Regions from separate parts of the Mus musculus genome. Here region 2 is linked to region 1. A link is a loop called in an ENCODE intact Hi-C map of the cell type or tissue named here. Cell type or tissue: gastrocnemius. All regions are shown on one strand. Links, peaks and the distances in the headings refer to the core of each region. The heading gives the core; the rest is flanking DNA.

What was found. A loop is a pair of places that touch in the nucleus more often than their neighbours do. Peaks named below come from ENCODE experiments on the same cell type or tissue, not always from the same donor. Only the 100,000 strongest peaks of a DNase experiment are listed, where the experiment ranks them.
Region 2: a loop joins it to region 1, with 5 times the contacts of the local background. A loop is called at or near these places in 3 of 42 quality-filtered maps.

Annotation. Positions count from the first base shown.
Region 1 is chr16:91,006,741-91,014,155 of GRCm38, forward strand. Synj1 (synaptojanin 1) reads right to left here and starts at 4,568. Exons shown (of 32, transcript NM_001164483.1): 1 at 4,353-4,568; 2 at 3,284-3,429. The coding sequence starts at 4,450. 4930404I05Rik (RIKEN cDNA 4930404I05 gene) reads left to right here and starts at 4,509. Exons shown (of 3, transcript NR_028368.1): 1 at 4,509-4,579. Paxbp1 (PAX3 and PAX7 binding protein 1) reads right to left here. Exons shown (of 18, transcript NM_026110.2): 18 at 7,297-7,415. In gastrocnemius, for the core only: no CTCF peak of the experiment used is centred there; DNase peaks (open chromatin) are centred at 3,423 and 4,462; H3K4me3 peaks cover 2,734 bases; H3K27ac peaks cover 2,603 bases.
Region 2 is chr16:91,639,457-91,646,871 of GRCm38, forward strand. It overlaps Gart (phosphoribosylglycinamide formyltransferase), which reads right to left. Exons shown (of 22, transcript NM_010256.2): 2 at 3,501-3,690; 3 at 2,138-2,233; 4 at 1,756-1,930. The coding sequence starts at 3,645. Among named protein-coding and RNA genes, the nearest start is that of Gart, 3.8 kb to the right of the region's middle. In gastrocnemius, for the core only: no CTCF peak of the experiment used is centred there; no DNase peak of the experiment used is centred there.

The sequences.
Region 1 (7,415 bases), core at 766-5,765:
AACCGACCTCAAACATTAATGAAGTCGTTGTAAGTCCACTAAGAACACAATGAAGACTGCTCAGTCCCTAGTAATTTGGGAGAACACTGAAGACACCAGGCTCTTGGAAGGAGATCACCACTGAACAGAAAGAGTAGAGTAAGACTAAGCAAGACATTGAAACCCAGGCGGAGGAATCTGAATTGTTTTAAGAAGACAGGGCCACACTTTGACAATGAGAATGACTGCAGAGAACATTTCTTGCAGATTGATAAGCAGTGTGCCCTGAGGCTTCTCGGGTCGGGAATGGTGACAGTGAAGAGGACACACCCAGATCTTCCAGACAGTCCCTGAGTACAGCAGGCATTTGAAATTCTGCAGGTTGTTTTATTATGCAGGACAACATCTATTTTGCTATCACTCCAAATTAAATGCCAAGTTTGTTTTGTGTGTGTGTGACAGTATATTGAGGATAGCCTCAAATACAAGATCTTTGTGCCTGGAGTATACTGGGGTTACAGACATGCAATGCAACCTAGAACCTAACTAATTTTATAAGCCAATTTATCTAACACTGTTCTGTATATTTTATGAAAACTAGGATAAAGGGTTTTGCATGTTTTTACCATAAATTTCAAATGTCTAATACCATTTCAACATTATATAATGTATAAATGTATTGAAACAGCATGGGTTGTAGCTACATGTGTAATTTTTATGTATGGATTAAAAAGTCAAATCAAAATATAGTTAAGTGTTGCTGTAGAGTTTATAGGAAAAAATAACACATCCAAGAGAATATGTATCCATTTCTGTTAGTGTTACAAAGAGAAGCAGTATTCAAACGTTTGTGCTGTCTGAGAATTACTCACATAGCTTAAATCCAATGAAGACAAACAGAATTAAAAGCAATTAAGCTATGGCTATAGCTTGGTGGTAGAATGCTTAACACACAGTACCTACGTTCAATTCTCAGCGCTGAAAATAAATTGTTAAGAATATTGTAATGTTATTCTACTTCATAATTAATGAACCCAATAGATGTTTTTGAGCCTTTTAAAAAGCCTTATTTGGCATAAAAACTACTGAGGTTTTAGAAGTATGATTATTTTTTTTTAACACACAGCAATAATTCTGAAAACAGGTAAAGTCATAACTTGCAAGTCCGCAGTGACTTCCCATTTGTAACTGTATCTAGACAACATTAATACATCAAGTAATGTCAACCAAACACAAGCAGCTGATAACAGTTTACATTACTAGCCAAGCCCCTCCGGCCTCATGTTTTTATTTCAGTGTTCAATACTATAAGCACATCTACAGTATGACACACATTATGGAGATTAACACTGGAGCATGGCATTTTTCATTTTATTAAAACATAACCAATATGCTTTAATAAAACATAACATAAAAACCAATTTGGAACACTGAAGTTCATACTGAATATTACTTAAACTTTTTCTTAGATTGTGTCTGCCCCTTGTCTCTCCCTTTAAATCATATTACTGGAAACACCAAGAATACAGACATTTGTTATATACTAATCTTTGCTTAAGGGTTGTTCATTATGTCACTATCATTTTCTCTACCAGAATAAAATTTTACTATTTCAGTCAGGTTACACTTGAACCAACATAGAAATCATATATGCATAAGTCTGGATTTTATGCTCTTATTGAGTCTAAAGAGCAGTATTTAAACTATTTAAGGCTTATACTAGTAAATATGTCATTTAAGCGCGCGCGTGCGTGCGTGCGCGTGCGTGGAGGCCAGAGACTGATTAAGCATCTTCCTTTATTGCTCTCCATATTATTTTCTGAGTTAGATTCTTATGCCAAATCTGGATCTTAGAAACTTGACCACAACAGCTGACCAGAGATCCCCGAGACCTTCCTGCCTCTGCTTCCCCAGTGCTGGGATTATAAGCATGTGACGCCCTGCCAGGCTTTCATGAAGGGACTGTAGATCACACTCAGACCTGCATGCTCACATGGCAAGCATTTACCAACTGACCATCTCTTAAGTCCAAACATCATGTTCAATAAACAGTCTGAGCAAAATATAAGAGGGCTGGGGGTGTGGTTCAGTTGGCAGAGTGCTCGCCTAGCATGTATGAAGCCCTAAGGTCAATCCTGCACAGTAGTGCACACCTGTATTCTCAGCACTCAGGAGAAGGGGGAGGGGGTGGTGGTCTGGAATTCAGTGGCATTGGCTATATCATGAAGGTCCCAGCTATAACTCTAATAGACTGTTAAAGTAATAATGATAATTAATAATAATAATAATAATAATAATAATAATAATAAAAGAACAAGTAGTTACCATTAGAAAATCTGTTTAAAACAAATACTTGAGACAATCCCAAACTGGGGTTGTCTGCCCCAGTCTTGTATTAAGAATGAAGCATGGGGTACATTCGATGTCTCAGCAGGTAAAAAGCTTTTGCCACCAAGCCTGAAGACCTGAGTTCAATCCCTGGGGCCTATATAGTAGGAGGAGCTCCCAGAAGCTGTCCTGATCTCCACTTGTCCCCTACCTACACACAAATAAATGACTAAATTAAAAAAAAAAAAATGAACGAAACACAATGTGAATTAGTCCTTTTATTTTCATCTATCTGCCACAAATTTACCCAAACATCATTTTGTGTGGTACAATAAGTAATCCTTTTAAAATAAAGGTCATTTTTCAATAATATGAAATCAAGCACATATGTCACATGAAATATTTTAGGAGCTGTCTGCAATTCTTATTAAAGATATAAAAGCTTAGGCTGGAGAAGCGGATGGTCAGCACTTGCCTAGAGTGACTGAAGCCCTGAATCTGACCCACCAATACCACACATGAGCACAAGGGACACCTGAATAAATAAATAAACAAATAAGGGTTTGATGTATGATGCACAGATCATACCATTCCTATTAAATCTGACTAACAAAATTCTGGGTATAACAGGAGATGCAAGCTGTCTTATTGGGTTAATGTGATAAAGACAAAATTGCAACACCATTTTACAAAAAGATAAACTTCTAGAAGCAGAACAGATGGAAAACAAACTCCCAGCAGCAAAATCTGCACCGCCCTGCACCACCATCACCCCAATAAAAACCCTAAGCTATCTCAGTTTACAGAAAATAAGGCTTCATTCAAATTAAGCCAAAGCACAAACCCGTACGCTAAAGCTCAGAAGATCAAATTCAGGGAGAAGGTTCTCAAGAACCTTTTTTTTATAAACTGTTGAACTCGCGAGTTACAACCAAAACAGAGATCAGAATCGGGCAGGTGAAAACACGTGACTTACAGAGCACAGCCACAGCCCCAGACTCGAACATGAGACATTCTTCCTTATGCCTAGTTTCCACTATGAGGCTGAACGGTGGGGGATCCAATTTGTGGTAGATTCGAAATCCTTTGCTGAACGCCATTCTCCTTTCTTCAGAGGCAGCCCTGTGGAAACCAAGTCAATGCACCTGAGGTTTCCTTCTGCTGCAAGGACTGCTAGGCGTCCTCCTGAGGTCCCTCACTGACAAGTTTGATGGGGGTTGGGGGTAGAGAAAAAGAGAGCTCAGGGGTGAACGGTTTATTCCAAAAGATAAGGCGTCACCTTTTTTTTTTTTTTTCTTAACCAAAAGGCAAAAGGAAACGCGTCCAGTTCTCAAGATACGGCAGGACAAGGCAGGGGTTTTTAGCACCGTCGGTCCTGATTTGGATAAGGTGGATTTCCCATTTAATTTATGTTTCCCCAAAGGGAAAATCTGTAGCGTATTTTCAGTTGGGGTTGTTTATCGGCTTCCTGCTTCACGATCTGTCACTACGGGAAGGGAACTGATGGGGAAACTTCAAGCCGATCCCTAGGCGGAATGGGCAAGGGGATGGGAGGGAAGGTTAATCAGGCTGATTCAAAGCTCCTGAGGGGGCCGGAGAGGGACGGGATTATCACACCGCGGACTCTCCAGGGCGGCGGCGAAGGGCAGGGAAAGCCACACAGGTGACTGCCGCCTCCTGCCCAGTCACGAAGCTCACCGTGACGAATGGATCCCACCGCCACTCAACGAGATCCCGGGGAGCCGGGGGGAACTGAGGCACCGGGCGCTTCAGCGCCTCCATTACGCACCGCCAGAGATACCCGGGAGCCTGTGCCGACGGGGTCCTTTCCCGCCCGCTGGGTGACAGCCGCTGTCACGGCAAGCCACCCGCAGCCCCGGGGTCTCCACACAACCCGCCGCCCTCGGCCCTCGGCCGCCTCTCACCGCTTGCGACCCGGCTGCGACGGCCGCCACCGCTCAGGAAGCGTCCACCCGGCCGGCCGGCTGCCCCTGGGTAGAGCCCGGGCCGCTCCCCGCCCCCCGCCCTCCCGCCCGCTGCCTCACCTCTTCCTCCGGCTCCTCCTCCTCCTTCTCCCGCAGCCTCCGCCGCTACAGCCGCCCGAAGCGTCACTTCCGCTCCAGCAGGTCCAGCTCTTCCGCATTGCGCCGCTGCCCAGGCGGAAGGCCCGCCCCTTAGGGTGAAAGGGCGGAGCCGTTTCCGCCCACGCGGGACCGTGCTGCCGAGCAGGGCGCTTACTGGTCACCGGGTTCCTGCGGCCGCCGCGTCCTGGGTCCGTGAAGCGAGCCTCCGTCGCCCCGGGAGTGGGAAGGTGGCACGGCCAGGGGAGCCGGCAGAGGGAGGGTCCGTCCTCCTCGCGTGGAGCCCTGTAGCTCTGCCCTCCCCGCGGGCGACAGGGAGGGACTTCAGGAAAGAGCTGGGGGAGCCCGTGTTGATTCGTGCTCGAGTCGGGCATCAGGACCACCCCCTGCCGCCTCCGCAGACCTGATGGGCGATGGGCGAGTGCGAGGCGGGGGACGGTGTGCACCCCGCGCCGGCTGGGTGGCGCTCGAAGAGCTGTCCATGGTGTCTGTCGTCAGGGAGGCAGCAGGAGGCTGTTCCCTGGCTGTTTCAGTGTGTTCTCCGAGCTCCAGGGGCGATGGAAGAGTGCTCAACCGAATGCAGTGGAGAGTGGGGGAAGCCAGCAACCAGAAACTCCAGGCAGTCAAACAAAACATGGCTGTCACTGTCGATTTGCCAGCCGTGGAATTTTATAACTAAGGGCATCACACTGTTTCAAACTATCTTTTTAAACGAGACATTATGTCTAAAACTTGTGTCCAGCAGAATTATTCTGCCTATACTTCAGAGACAAAAATGGGAGGACATTGTAGTCCCTGGGGCTTTAGAGAGGAATTGAGAATCCAAGGAGCACGGCAATCATGTTCCATTTGCCTTTGCTTTCCCCTAGCCTCTTCCCCTTTTTACTTTCTTCCCAAAAGCACAATTTAAATATGACGTATTGCATAAAAACATTTCCTCTAACATGCTGTCATGTGACTCAACGCTTCTCTATTTTAGAGAAGACAAATCCACCCTAGTTTTAAAATATTAAAAGCAAACTAAACACAAGAGAAGCCACCTCCAGCCAAGGAGATACACACTTGGATTCAGTTCTTAGATCTTTTCACTTAGTCTCCTAAGAACAACTTTTACTTTTTTGTTGTGGTTACAGTAACCACAAGCTTATAATAACAATTGCTTGCTGTGAATTGTGGTTAGCCATTTTTCCCTCCCAAGAAGTGTCCATTTCAGGTGGGGACAGTCCTTTAAATAAAACAGGGATGTTTGAGAGTGGGATTTTTCTTAAGTGTGATGACTGTATATGACATGCACCGACAAAAACGGGTTCAGGAGAGCTGGCCACTGAATTGTAGTACTTTGGAGGTAGCTTTTGTTTTTTGAGACAAAGTAGCACAGAGCCCAGGCTAGTGTGCCAACCATACCTGGTTTACGTGGTGACAGACTGAACCCAAAGCTTCATGCGTACCAGGCAGGCATTCTACAAGCTGGGGGGCATCCCCAGCCCTAGGGATGAACCTTTTTATGACAACTGAAATTACCCCAAGTGGAGCTGTAATCAAACTTGCTTACCCCATCATTCTTTTCACACCAAGAATCCCTGTGAAACTACACCAAAAACTCTTTGTCAAGGTGGAAATCATGGCACTAAGCGCTTTCTAAAGCCAGCCTTCTGCCTATTCTTGGTATCCTGAACTAAGAAAGCGGAGGTCCAAGCTTCTGTTATAATGTCTTTCTTCAAATTAAGCTAAAGCAGCAGTGGTAGGTCTTAGCTTTCCCAAGTCCTTTCAAAATACATTTTTAATTATAAAATAAACCCAAGATTTGAAAAGCATACTAGTGACCTTTGAACATTCCTTATTGTCCCTTTTCTATTTATTATTGTTACAACATATCCAAGTAGCTGCACGTTTTAGCAAACCAGTGTCTATAGTAGACTAACTCAAAATATATAGGCACAGTCTAAAGCTTTGCAAAGAAGCCAATTGTGCTGACTGGAACTGAGCAATGGTGAGGCTGTCAGAATGCTCATACCCTGATTCTTGTCGCTAGCAAACGACAGATGACTGGGTGACCCGAGTCTAAAAAAGTTTTGGATATCTGGTAGACTGTTGTGGTTATACAAGAGACCGAGACGAAATCACAGGTACCGTTTGTTACAAAGGAGGCAGAGGGGAATCAGGTCCCCATGTAGGGGCATGAAGACAAATGGTAGAATGGAGAATTATGACAAACCCAGGTGCACCAGAAACCACTAGAATCTATACGTTGAGCTGAGAACCTTTATAAGATACATGATTCCAGTGACAGTTATTTCCAGTTTTTGGCCTTAAGCACTCAAGAGAGTAGCTGTTCTAAGACACTCAGCTAGTAAATACCAGTGTTATGGCAGCTGAGAATTCCATATTTAGTGCTCTTTACTCATTCAGGAGTGACAACCTCGTCGAGACATAACGAGCACTTTCTATATGCAGTTCTGGTCTCCATTCACCTTGCATCAGACTCCTAGGACAGTGTCCAAGCCTGTTCCTAAGTGTTAGCATAGGCAGTTGGAGCTTATCCAAACAATTACTAAAGCTGGATATAGGAAGAGTGGTTTTATACTGATGGGCTTGGAAACAGTTTAAGGCCCAAATACATATTTGTGTTTGTTTTAATTCATGAGAATGAGTGCTCTGAAATTTAATTTCCCTTAGGAGCCAAGAAAGATTAATAACAACAACAATGACAAAAAAAAAAAAACCAAAAAACAAAAAACACAACCCTCATCCTTAATGAATATGTGGAGATAAGTCATAATACCTCCAGAACTGATGGAGAAAGGAGAGCACAACACTGTCCAAGTGCACACTGGCCTGTTAACAGCCTCACCATATGAACCACTGTATGTATGCTCTGAACTTAGTCACCAGCAAGATACAACAAAAGGCGTGTTTAAAAATTAATTTAATGCTTGGCTAAAGCTTAATTACATATATATTTTTCAAACGATAGTCCTGAATTTCTGAAAAGTTACTCTTCTGAAAATCACAGAATCAGAAAGCATC
Region 2 (7,415 bases), core at 1,102-6,101, 630 kb after region 1:
AGGACAGGGGAGCAGTTAGTGGTCTGTGCTTTTTAACAGAATGGTTTAGCAAAATTGAAAGGGACACAGAAAAAGATGATTCCAGCATTGTTTCAGGTACTACTTGCCAAAAATTTTTAAAAATTCCTTTGTAATTTTGATCATAAAGCATGCACAATTTTGCTTTTTCCACATATAGTTAGGTCACATAAGGAAGAATCATATAAAAAATAAGCAGACCTGTAGAACAGATAATCTTTAAAATACAAAGCAAAGCCTCTCACTTACGTAAGGGATACTGCTGTAGGAGACTAACACTGGCAGACACCCACAGACCATTTCTAGAACACACAAAGCAATGTTGTGGGCTGGAGATCTGGAAGGAGGCTTAGCCAAAGTAAGTAACTAAGCTGTCACTTACCCAAGGCGCATGGCTATGGGTAACAACAGTCAGTGTAGGAGCTGGGCAGTGGGAGCACACATCTTTAACCTTAGCACTTGGGAGGCAGAGGCAGAGGCAGAGGCAGGTGAATCTCTTGAGTTTGAGGCCAGCATGGTCTACAGAGTGACAGCCTGGACTACACATTTAATCCTCTCTTGCCCACTACCCCTGGAAAAAAAGGAGCCTTGCAGGATGAAGAATGAATAAAGAAAGATCTAGGGTCAGCGAGGTGGCTGACCTGAGTTCATTCCTGGAACCCACGTGGTAGAAGGAGAGAACTTGACTCTTACAAGCTATAGTCTGATACAAGTGTAGAGTCGTGTGCCCATGTGTACACGCACACTTGCACGTGCACACACACACAGAGTAAATAAGTTGTTGAAAAAAAAAGCTTACAAATTCAGAAACTCTGCTGGGTATGGCGGGTTACGCCTACTATCCTAGCACTAAGGAGGCTGAAGCAGGAGGATTGCCATTAGCCTTGCTGTGCTTCCTCTTAGAGATTTCTCAATAGTGAAGACATCAACATACAGTCGACAAGATTATTCAAGAGAAGCACACACAGAGTGTTTCTTTTTTAATTCCTTCTCCTTTTGGATCCACGTAGTCCAGGCTGGCTTTGAACTGACCCTTTAGCTTCTACCTCCCAAATACTGGAGAATCCGATCTTATTTTAGTGGTATAAAGGAAATGAGTTATTTTATTGAGAGTATATTTCCATAATTAATTCAATATAAACCTGTGAAAGCCTAAGAAGTAAACATTTTTTACTTTTTGTTTTTCTTTCTTTTTTCTTTTTTTTTCTGAGACAGGGTTTCTCTGTATAGCCCTAGCTGTCCTGGAATTCACTCTGTAGACCAGGCTGGCCTCGAACTCGGAAATCCACCTGCCTCTGCCTCCCAAGTGCTGGGATTAAAGGCGTGTGCCACCACTTGCCCGGCTTCTTCTTCTTTTTTTTTAAAACATTTATTTATTTATTGTATTTGAGTACACTGTAGCTGTCTTCAGACACACCGGAAGAGGGCATCAGATCCCATTACAGATGGTTGTGAGCTACCACGTAGTTGCTGGGAAATGAACTCAGGACCCCTGGGAGAACAGTTGGTGCTCTTAACTGCTTAGCCATCTCTCTAGCCCCGTTTTTTTTTTTTTTAAAGACATGGTTTTTCTGTGTAGCCCTGGCTGTCCTGAAACTCACTCTGTGGCCTCAAACTCAAGAGATTCACTTGCCTCTGCCTCCCAAGGGCTGCCTGGCAACTTTTTTTTTTTTTTTTTTTTAACCACTAAAGTGACTTTATAAAACACCTGCCCTTTAAAGGTGACTTTTTGCCCACCTTGTAATAAAGCTGCAGGCATCTTCAGGGTTGGTGAATGCTCTCCACTGTGCAGTTGGGATTTCATGGCGGTCCATAAACTCTTTAGCAAACTTCTTACTGGACTCTAATTGAGCTGCTTGTGCTGTGGGGCCAAAGCATCGTACTCCTGCAGAGGTCAGGTCCCCAACAATTCCTACAGAACCAAACAGAAGTCTAGGTGGTCCAGGGTCTCCATGGACTCAGACCAAATATGAATTATGATTAGATTAAACTTTAAGGGATGAAAGCTCCTCTTCTCATGTATTTTATTACAAATCCTCGTGGACAAGCGAGTCAGATGCAGTGATCTCTAGTCTTCTGTGGGCCCCGTGTATGTTCTAACAGTGAGACACAAGGTTACCTGCAGCCAGAGGGGCCTCTGGTCCGACAACTACGAGTTCAATCTTTTCATCCTTGCAGAACTGAGCGAGGGCACTGTGATCATTGACAGAGACAGCTGCAAGCAGAAAATATAAACTCACACATGTGCAAAAATAGCCCCGGTTAATGAAATAAACTAAGCACTAGCCTTAGTAAGGTAATTAAAAACCAAGTTAATTGTTGGTTTGCTTCTGTTGGTACAGTTAGTAATTTCACCATGAGAACCTCCAAATAGTGCATTAGGTTCAAGAAAGCTTTGCAGCAGTTGAGTGACTCTCAATATTATAATGCGACTGCCCCTGTCCCAGTGTTGGTCACAGAGTAATCAGACAAGCCCAGACAATACACTCAGAAACGTCCTTTAAACGTCACTCAAAGTTTATTGAAAATCAACTGTGTATTAGGTACTGTGGTAAGCCCTGCGATTAAGATGTTACAACAAACTAGGACCCTTAATCTTATGATACTAATAATATATTGCGTTAATACTAGCCATAGCAAATACGGACAAAGCAAACAAATCTGCTCTAAGGCAAACTGGGAGGCTAGTTCTGGTCGAGTCAGGAAGGGTCTTTGAGCTGTTTAAGCAAAGAAAGCAAGAAAACTATGTAAGAAAACTCTTCTCCATGTCCAGAGAAAGCTAGCCTCTCCATCAAAACACAACTGGGCCTAGTTGGACTAACTCCATCAGTACAGCAGAAGCAACAAGTGAGGGCACCCCTTCTCCTCAGCTGCTGCCAATGGCAGTTAGTTTAGGATCATCCTGGGTGATTCTGATGGGTGTCCCTACAACTCCAAGTGCACAGACACAGACGAGCCACTTCTCTAATAAGCACACAATACCTTGTCTCTAGACAAAGCGCCTCAGAGAAGGGGGTGTTTCCTTATTATTTCTGTCTTTCTCCTGATTCCCTTCATAAATATGATGTGGGGCATTGGCTATTGTACAAACAAGGTGAAACAAGACAGGTAGGTCTTTGTAAGGGTAAGATGGGGAGCTTGGTTCTACCCTACATCCTGCAAACTGTTTAGTCTATGAACCGATTATCAATGGGACCAGCCTCCACAGTCGACAGCCCCATTCACGACTCTGTACATGAATCTACAACACCTCCAGTCCCCACCGTGCACGTGTTGTCTTTTCGGTCACAGTGGCTCAGAAGGCTTAAGGGACACTAAGCTTTGTTCCCCTCACACACTGAGAATTCACGTTAATACCTCAAAAAATGTAAACTTAGAATGCATTCAAACTTAAATAGAAACACACCTTACTAAAGAGCATATGTGAGCCGTCTTTTATTATCAAATATTAACCACCGCTCCCCATTTTGAAACATAATTACCAGCATTGGAGATCTTCCCAGCGCACGCAGTGCCTGCGTTTCCTGGGGCAACCAACACTTGCTTGACCTGAGGAGACTGTGCGAGCTTCCAGGCCAGGGTATGTTCCCTTCCCCCGCTACCGATGACAAGAACTCGGGCTGCCATGGCTGTCTCCGAAGCAGGGATTCAGAAACAAAATGCAACCACCTGCTGAAAGTAAACCATAGGCGACATTTTACATCACATGTATTTTGAAAAACAATTTCTCTTTTTTGGTGGTGTTTCATTTTGTTAATTTTTTATGTGTGCTGGTGTTTTGCCTGCATGTATGCCTGTGTACCACAGCTGTGCTATGTGTTCATGGAGGCCAGAAGAGATTGTTGGATCCACCGGAACTGGGCTTGTAGTACAGGTGGTTGTTAGTCACTAGTTGCTGGTAATCAAACCCCAGACCCCTAGAAGAACAGTCAGTGCTCTTAACCACTGAGCTGTGCCTCCAGCTATTCTTTTTGTTATGAGAAAGTCTTGCTATGTTGCTCAGGCTAGACTCAAACTCATGGGAAACCCCCTGTTTTAGCCACTATCCAAGTGTTAGGATTGCTACCATACCTGGCTGTAAAAATCATAATTTATAAATAGGATTTTCACATAATCATTTGTTTTTATACATGTGACATTTTCATCCAGAGATTCGTTATTTAGAAATTGGGATTTAGGCCAGGCGTGGTGGCGCACGCCTTTAATCCCGACACTTGGGAGGCAGAGGCAGGCCAATTTCTGAGTTTGAGGCCAGCCTGGTTTACAGAGGGAGTTCCAGGATAGCCAGGGCTACACAGAGAAACCCTGTCTCACAAAAAAACAAAAACAAACAAACAAACAAACAAAAAAACCCAACCAACCAACCAACCAACCAAAAACCCCCAAACAAACCCAAAACAAAACAAAAAACCAAAAAACAAGAGCTAGAGAGATGGCTCAGGTTGCTCTTCCAGAGGACCTGGGTTCAGTTCCTAACATTTGTATGGTGGCTAACAACTGTTTGTAACTCTAGATCCAGAGAACCTTTCTTTGATGTCTTCCTTGGGCACAAGGGACACATACATGCAGGAAAAATATTCATAAAATAATAAGCTAAAAAGTCAGACCCCCCCCCTGTAAAAAGCCCCGGGAGGTTAGAATTGGAAAGCTATGACCATCATTTCAGGAAAAGTGGGCATGTGCTAAGGAGGTGGACCCACTTACAGAGACCACACACCTCCGTAACCATAAGCCTACACAAACATCTTTTCCCTGTAATTTACCTAGCCTGTAATATCATAACAGCAAACCCAACAAACCAATTAAAAACCTGCATACTAATACAGCACCTTATCTGAGAAATAATCTACCAACATCCCTCCTCTTTTGGAAGATCTGATAATTATTAACCCTTAGCAAGAAAATGGATTTCGATATTTGCTTATTCGTTCAGGAGATGGGGTCCTGCTACTTTGCTTACCCTAGGCCTGAATTTCTGAGCTCAAGAGATTCTTTTGTGCTGGTGTGTGTTGGCACATTCCCTTAATCCCAGCACTCAGGAGGTAGAGGCAGGAGGATCTCTGAGTTTGGGGCCAGTCTACAGACTAGAGAGTGATCTCTATGACAGCAAGAACTGCAGAGAAACCCTGTCTCCAAAGCCAAAAAAAAAAAAAAAAAAAAAGAAGAAAGAAAGAAAACACACCAGATTCTTGCCCCAGTCTTCAAGTAGCTGGGATAGCAGGCATGTGTCATTATACCCAAATTTAAACCTTGAGGTGGCACAGAGAACAGGCATTAACAGTACACAATTTCTCTGTCAAGGGCCAGGAAATAAATATATTTGAGGGCCATCTGTGCATTGTCCAAACTATGAAGTTTGTATTGTGATGTTGACAGGACATAAGTGAGTGTACATCACCCAGAGGAAGGATTTATGTCCACAGTGGGCAGAGGTCCTTGCCTAGTCAGCACTCTAAGCAACAGGAAGCCATTATGCACAGGAGGGCCATAACAAACTAAGCATATTTTGGGCACTGCAACTTCAACCAGTTTCCTTCAATATTTTTTCCCCTCTGTATCCCTGGTTGACTGAGAACTTGCTACAGCAGGTCTCAGGGCTTCAGCGAGATCCTCTGGCCTCTGCTTCCCTAGTGCTGAGATTACAAGCATGTGCCACCACATCTGGCTCCTCCCACCAGTTTTGTTTGGTATCCACACAAAAACAAGTGGCAGAATCATTTGTCTATTGTCTACAGCTTGCAGGCTTATGATTTGAGATCTTACGGGAGTCTCTAGATTGGAAATCTATTAGAAACCACAATTAAATACTAACATCTCATTTGAATACAAGCATTTGTTAAAAGTTTAGTTCTTAAGAATTAACTGGGGGCTGGTGAGATGGCTCAGTGGGTAAGAGCACCCGACTGCTCTTCCAAAGGTCAGGAGTTCAAATCCCAGCAACCACATGGTGGCTCACAACCACCCGTAATGAGATCTGATGCCCTCTTCTGGTGCGTCTGAAGACAGCTACAGTGTACTTACATATAATAAATAAATAAATCTTTAAAAAAAAAAAAAAAAAAAAAAGAATTAACTGAAACAATTCTTTAAGAAAAAAAGGTGTGTGTGTGTGGGGGGGGGGGGGCTGGAAAGATGGCTCAGTGGTTAAGAGCACTGATGAGGTCCTGAGTTCAATCCCCAGCAACCACATGGTGGCTCACAACCATGTGTAATGGGATCCAATGCCCTCTTCTGGTGTGTCTTCAGACAGTTACAGTGTACTCACATACATAAAATAAACAATTCTTTAAAAAAAAATATTGTATACTACAAAGTACCCAGAAATAGGAAGTACTAATTTGCTATGTGTTGTTACTTCATATACCTAATTGATACCTATTGCTTAGAATAGAAGCCTTGTGTTCAAATTCTAGCACCAATAAAAGGAGGGGGGGGAGCAAAGATATTATCAAGATATTTACTTATGTAGAAGATGGTTACGGAAAGAAGAAAACTGAAATATGTAAATTCTAAATTGATCCTTTACTTTGGGATTACATATTTAAGGAAAACCCAAGCAGACTGGTAAGGTTAAGAACACTTAGTTCTCTTGCAGAGGGCTGGGGTTTAGTCTCCCAGCACCCACAAGGTGGCTCACAAACATCCTAATCTGGGTCTGGAGACTGAATGCTTTCTTCCGGCTTCTTTGGGGCGTTCATTGTATGCACGTGGGCACAAACATACATGTAAGGGACAACGCTCCTACACATAAGATAGACTTTAGTTCAATTCTGTGTCATTTTCTTAGAGAAATAGCTGAAGCCATTAAACTTTTTAAAAAATCTAACTTGAATAAGAAAGCAGTGCAAGAAGACAATTTTCATTTTACTAGTCAGGATCTGTGAAATAGCAGGACTGGTCTCTTCACCAGCAGCGGCTGGGTGCCTGGGCTCCGGTGTCAAGGCCTTACTAGCCGGGAGACTCGGAGAGTCTTTTGTAACTTCTTGGGTGTCAGTTAACTAACAGGCAATTTATAGCGAGAACAAGAGAATAGGGTAAGGAGAGAATAAAAGAATCGGTTAAAACCACTTCCAAATATTTGTTTTGAAAAAGTAGAAACCAAATACGAAAGTGGTCCAGGTAAATGGTTAGTTACTGTGATAAAACTAGAGCGGATAAAAAAACCATCGGTGTACAGGGTCTGTCTTTACAAGGCAGAGATGCACAGAAACCTGGACCCGGCCTCAGAATTAGAAAGCTGGGAAAGAACTACCTGGCCGACCTCCATCAAGGCCGTGCAAAGCACGTGGGCTTTTCGCCAGTCACGCCAGTTTCGTTTCAAGAGTAGCACCGGTCGCTGAGGTTAAACCCATGGGTCAAAGCGTTTAGGCAGTCCACGCATCATCTTAAGAACTAAG